2 separate regions of the Homo sapiens genome follow, and region 1 is linked to region 2. A link is a loop called in an ENCODE intact Hi-C map of the cell type or tissue named here. Cell type or tissue: mammary epithelial cell. All regions are shown on one strand. Each heading gives the region's core, and the rest is flanking DNA. Links, peaks and the distances in the headings are about the cores only.

Evidence for each region. Hi-C counts contacts between places; a loop is a spot of excess contacts. Peaks named below come from ENCODE experiments on the same cell type or tissue, not always from the same donor. Only the 100,000 strongest peaks of a DNase experiment are listed, where the experiment ranks them.
Region 1: a loop joins it to region 2, with 5 times the contacts of the local background. A loop is called at or near these places in 2 of 110 quality-filtered maps.

Annotation. Positions count from the first base shown.
Region 1 is chr15:83,853,416-83,856,335 of GRCh38, reverse strand. All of the region lies in intron 7 of ADAMTSL3 (ADAMTS like 3), which reads right to left. Among named protein-coding and RNA genes, the nearest start is that of ADAMTSL3, 200 kb to the right of the region's middle. In mammary epithelial cell, for the core only: no CTCF peak of the experiment used is centred there; a DNase peak (open chromatin) is centred at 1,785; H3K27ac peaks cover 2,465 bases.
Region 2 is chr15:83,976,676-83,979,595 of GRCh38, reverse strand. All of the region lies in intron 20 of ADAMTSL3 (ADAMTS like 3), which reads right to left. Among named protein-coding and RNA genes, the nearest start is that of GOLGA6L4, 260 kb to the left of the region's middle. In mammary epithelial cell, for the core only: no CTCF peak of the experiment used is centred there; a DNase peak (open chromatin) is centred at 1,395.

The DNA.
Region 1 (2,920 bases), core at 247-2,746, 120 kb after region 2:
TTAATGTGGGTATGGTGGTGTGTGCCTGTAATCCCAGCTACTTGGGAGTCTGGGGTGGGAGGATCACTTGAGCCCAGGAGGTTGAGGCTGCAGTGAACTATGATCAACCCATTGCACTCCAGCCTGGGTAACACAGTGAGAGCTTGTCTCAGGGGGAAAAAAAAAAAAAAGGAAAGGAAAGGAAATGATGCATACTACAGCATCAGTCATTTTAAGGAGGCTAGCAAACAGCTCATCGTTTTTGAAAACTGGTAAGTAAAGAAAAGATTAATGCATTCATCATGCTTTGTTGTTTTTCTTTTGTTTTGTTTTGTTTTTGTTTTTTGAGACAGGGTCTCACTCTGTCACCCAGGCTGGAGTGCAGTGGCCTGATCTAGGCTCACTGCAGCCTCTACCTCCTGGGCTCAAGCAATCCTCCCAACTCAGCCTCCTGAGTAGCTGGGGCCACAGTTGCATGCCAGCATGCCTGGCTAATTTTTGAATTTTTTGTAGAGACTAATTTGAACAAACAAGCAAAAGTGATAAAGACTTCTGAAAAATCCTCTCCTCCATAAAATCAGTAAAAACATGGTCAGAACCAACATTTTTAAAACTCTGGAAATTAACCAAAGGCTTGCAACAATCTGAGCAGTAATTATCAAAGAAAAATGCTCAGTAAGAACAGTGAGCTTTGTGGCATGCTAAGCTGCCTATTTCCATCTCTCCCCATTCTCCACCTCCATGGTAACCTTGAAAACAACAGCCCGTAATCATAGTGCAAACCAGCAGCCTGGCAGACTTTGCAGGGGTAGAATGGGTTTGGAGCTCCTTCAATGCCCAATTCCCAATTATTATTTGACCTGTGTAGTGGTTCCCTGGAAGACTTCACTCACAAAGCTGTCTTTGGTTTATCTAACTGGGAGTTTGCCCAGTGTAAACAGCTTTTCCCCAGGAGGCATTTGTCCAAAACAATCAGAGATACTTATATAACATTGAGGCTGCATGAGGTGGTGGATAACAATTGGGGAAAACAATAAGCTAACCAAAAAGCTGGGAATGAGATGTCCACAGGTGGTTTTGAAAAACTCCAACATATTCCTGAAAATCTAGAAGACCGCATGTCTATGTGGGGCTCTGCGTATGCCAGAGCTTTGTGCATGCCCAGAAACAACCTGAGAAGGTCCTAAGCTGTCATCTATGGCTAACCTACAGACTCTAAGGAAGCAGGAAGTAAAGGCCAGAACAAAGTTGTCAATTACCTTGGCTGAGTGTTGAAGGTGTAACCCAACATAGACACATATGCACACACACACAGACACACACACACACAAAGTCCACTAAAAATAACCAACTCTCCATGAAAAACCAGGTAATGCCAGGTCTGGAGTAGGGAAAATTCAAGGTGGGCTTGGAACACCTGTTGCTCTAGAAACCAAGGCAATGTCTAAAATTCAATGGAATTATGACAAAAGAAGACAGTTTAAAGTGCTCCCACTGGCTACATTTTGGACAATTTGAAACCCAAAAAGAATATTGTCAGTAACATATAAAACATTAAATAAATAAAAATCTCTGAATACAGAGTGAGAAATTAAGAAACAGAAACCTTTTTTTAAAAACAGAAGAATGAGTGAAGAAGGAATGATAGAATTAGAAAATAACCGTTTGCAACTCTCTGTGTTAAATACTGTTTCAGGCAAGGATCATCAATGTACACTAAAGCCATTGTGTGAAAGACTGTTGCAAGCCAGAATATTTACACGTTGTCAAGGCATCACTCTGCAGATTTCTTACAGGGAAACATGGATCTATACAACACAGTATGTGTAGTTCACCACCTGTGTGAGTAATACTGGATCAAGCTGACATCATCAACTTCCTGATATGATGCAACATAAATCACGCATCACTTTTGATGTGCTGCTGCCACAAATGTTCAATCCAATTCTAATTAAACCTAAGACCTTGCTGATCAATTCACAGGAATTACGTGAGGGAGATCAACAAATTAATCAAATTAACAAATTTTGTCTGGATTAGACAAATCCAGAATATGGGACATGCTAAAATACAACTGGAATGAACTCTTTACAAAGTCGATACCATGAAAAAATAAGTGCACTAAAAAAAAAGAAACTAAAGAGATAGAAAAACTAAATGCAATGAGTGAGCCTTGACCAGTTCAAGGGGAAAAACAACTATAAAAGGAGAAATTTTAACATAGATTGGATATTAGATAATATTTAGAAATTATAATTTTTTAGGTGTACTAGTGAGATGATGTTATGAAGAAGATCCTTATTTTTAGAAGAGTCATGCTAAAGTATTAATACTTAGAAGTAAGTGTTGTGATGTCTGTAAATTAACAAGGGTCAGCTAGCTAGTTGGATGGAGGAATTAGATAGATAGATAGATAGATAGATAGATAGATAGATAGATAGATAGATAGAGATAGAGTGATAGGGATAATGAACCAATGTAGCAAAATATAAGTAATTAGTGAATCTAGTTGAAAAAATGTACAGTAGTGAATTGTGTTATTTTATCAACTTTTATGTATGCTTGAAAATTTTACACAGTACAATTTTGGAGATAAAACTACATTCCAATGTCATTAACATCTATTTGATACCAAATTCCTAAGTAAAATATTTGAAAAGAAAATTTAATCATAAATTTGAATTATGCACTATATACAAATGAAGTTTACCCAACAAATGCTAGTGTTGCTCAAATTTAGGAAACCTACTAATGTAATTTACTATATTAATAGACAAAGTAGAAAAGTTTGATTACCTCAAATAAGTTTCCAGCATTTAGTAAAATTCAGTCATTATTCCTGATAAAAATTCTGTATATAAAATAAAGTAAATGTTTGTAACACCATTTATAAATGCAAGTCATGATTAATATGCTTAATGCTTAAACATTAGAAACACTG
Region 2 (2,920 bases), core at 208-2,707:
AAGCAAGTTTGGAGCCAAATTAGTGCCTACATGTAAAAGGAATATAAAATTCAAGACACAATCACATATTAACGTTGTTTGTTCTCCTTTTTTTATTACTCACCTGCTTCTATTTTTACTAATTGGATTGCATGTTATGAATACTTAGAAGTAGCCTATTGTAACAAGGCAAGGTATGCCTACCCGTGTAAGTATCATTTTTATTTAAAAAGATCCAGGTGGACACTGTCTGGCTATGGGCCTTTCAGTGGTGGACAATATAAAAGATGGATGTGCACATGGATGGTTTTGTAACTCACTTCTTTGCAAGCAGAGCATAAACTGTGTTCAGTCAAACTTTTGAATTAATACAACTAAGGAATATGTGGAGATCGATTGTTTCAAGGTAGCAGTGGCTGCTACAGATCGGGTGGAAGCTTGAATGTTCTTGCTCTCACTGGGATGGTGCGGAAGCACACATGGGGAAACGTCTGGCTAAACAGCTCAAGCTGGGGATGACCTGATTCTAACATGAAACCCACAAAGCATCCTGGTGCCCTGGGACCAGCAGGAAAGTGGGTTCCAGTGATGCTCATTTCCACTGGTACCACATGTCCCTCAGCTGAGCTTGGGGCTTAAAGTTGATGGGATTCTGACTCCTTCTAAGGGAGGCCATGAAGCCTCAGGTGGTGGGCAGGGCATAGCCTTGGTGAAGAGCCTGCCCAAATGGTGGGGTGAACACAGAAGAAGCCCAGCTGCTCCCTGTGGCTGCATGCCCATTTACTGGAAGGCAGGCCTTGTGGCCCCAGATGGTCCCTTTCCCAACTCTGCTTTGGCCATTGCTCACACTGGGGTATGGGGCATTTTGACTGGCAGGTGTGCCTGGGGAGTAAACGGGGATTCCAGCCAGAGATCGGAATTCATGGGCTCTGCCAGGCTGCCAGGTTCCACAGTTTGAGCCACTTCCTTTCTTGGGGCTCCTGTGAGTTCCTTGAGAGCAATGCCTGGAACGTGGCATCATCAAACATAGTTCTTGGGCAAGAAACCGGTCTGGTTTGGGGTGACCTTCCTCTCTCATCTGGAGATGCCCCAAAACAGCAACACTGGCCAAGCCTGATTAGGCAGGGGCATCATGCACTCTGCAGACAGTGGCCAGGTACCAACTGCAGCACCCTCCTGAAGGGGCTGCTGGGCTGTGCAAGAGCATTAACCCATCCCTCCACCTCTCCCACTGTGCTAAATGTGAGAAATGCCACATTCTAGAAAATGAAATGAGCTTTCTTCTGTAACTCCTCTCTCTGGGTCTTTGTGCAGTCTGCCACACCCAGTCAAGGCCAGTTCTGGGTGCCCAAGGCCATCTATGGCAATGACCTCAGCTCCTTGCTTACTGGGTCCTGCCTTTACTCCAGTCATATCCCTGGCATGGCTTCAAGTCCTGGTGCCAGGCCAGGTTTCTACCCCAAGCCATCTGGCTGGATATTTCTGCATGGTCTTGGCAGCATTTGCTCTGGCCATGACACAGCATCAATACCTTCCTATTACCCTGCTGGAACCCTGGCCTCTCAGGAACCAGCCCTGAATATGGCTGCTGGGCTGGTGCTGGTTTCCACTCCTCCCAATAGGAGTAAAGATCTGAGAAGCTCATTTGAAGCTGTACCAAGAACCTGGGCAGATACTTTGGATTCTCTTCAGGCTTCTCTGAACACAGTGGGCTGAGAGGAGGCCACCAGGGATGCTGTGGGTGGATTCTGAAATGAGCAGTGGAGGCCCCTGAGGCCCATGGAGGCCCGGCTACAGTAAATTCAGGTTGCTTCTGTGTTACTCTTCCACCAATTTCAGTCTGGCTTCTGCTCCCAACACCACATTAAATGTTACTTGGAAGAGACAACCAAGGGCCCCCTAGTGACAAATTCAGTGCCTTCTCTTCAGTATTCTTACTTGACCGTCTTAGGGCATGTGGTAACTTTAATCACTCACTTCATGAAGAAGTCTCTCCTCCCCAAGATTTTTTTTTTACCTTTTTTTTTCTGGTCCTTTCTGACCACCATTGCCAGTACCCAGCTGGCTGTTTCTACCCCTCAGGTGCCAATGCACAGCCACTATCTCTCTTGCTCTATGCTTTTCCTTGGATGATTTTGTAGTTTTAACTAACAACTCTAGGTTAATGCCTTCAAGTTTATCTGTCTAGCCTAGATCTCTTTCTGGAACTTCAGACCTAATTATCCACTTCTTACTGGAAATCTCTTCCAGGTCCCTCAAGTTTAAATGATCATAATCTAAACCAGCAGTCCCCAACCTTTCTGGCACCAGGTACTGGTTTCATAGAAAACAGTTTTTCCACAAACCAGTTGTCGGGGTGGGGATTGGGGGCTAGATGGTTTTGGGATGAAACTGTTCCACCTCAGATCATCAGGCATTAGATTTTCATAAGGAGCTGCAACCTAGATCCCTCGCATGCGCAGTTCACAATAGGGTTTGTGTTCCCATGAGAAGCTAATGCCGCTGCTGATCTGACAGAAGGCAGAGCTCAGGTGGTAATGCCTGCTTGCCTCCCGCTCACCTCCTATTGTGCAGCTCAGTTCCCAACAGGCTATGGACCAGTATCCGTCCATGGCTTGGGGGTTGGGGACCCCTGATCTCAACATGTTATATGCCCCCTACCCTATCCCATCCCAATTATTCTCCTCTTCTTATATTCCCCAAGTTAATGGCGTCAACTTCTGCCAATTTACTCAAGCCAGAAACCAGGGAATCATCTAGATCATGGGTCCCCAACCACCGAACCCCCTGTTAGGAATCAGGCCTCACAGCAGGAGGTGAGTAAGGCCAGTGAGCGAAGCTTCATCTGTATTTACAGCCGTTCCCCATCACTGCCATTACTGCCTGAACTCCGCCTCCTGTCAGATGAGTGGTGGCATTAGATTCTCATAGGAACACAAAC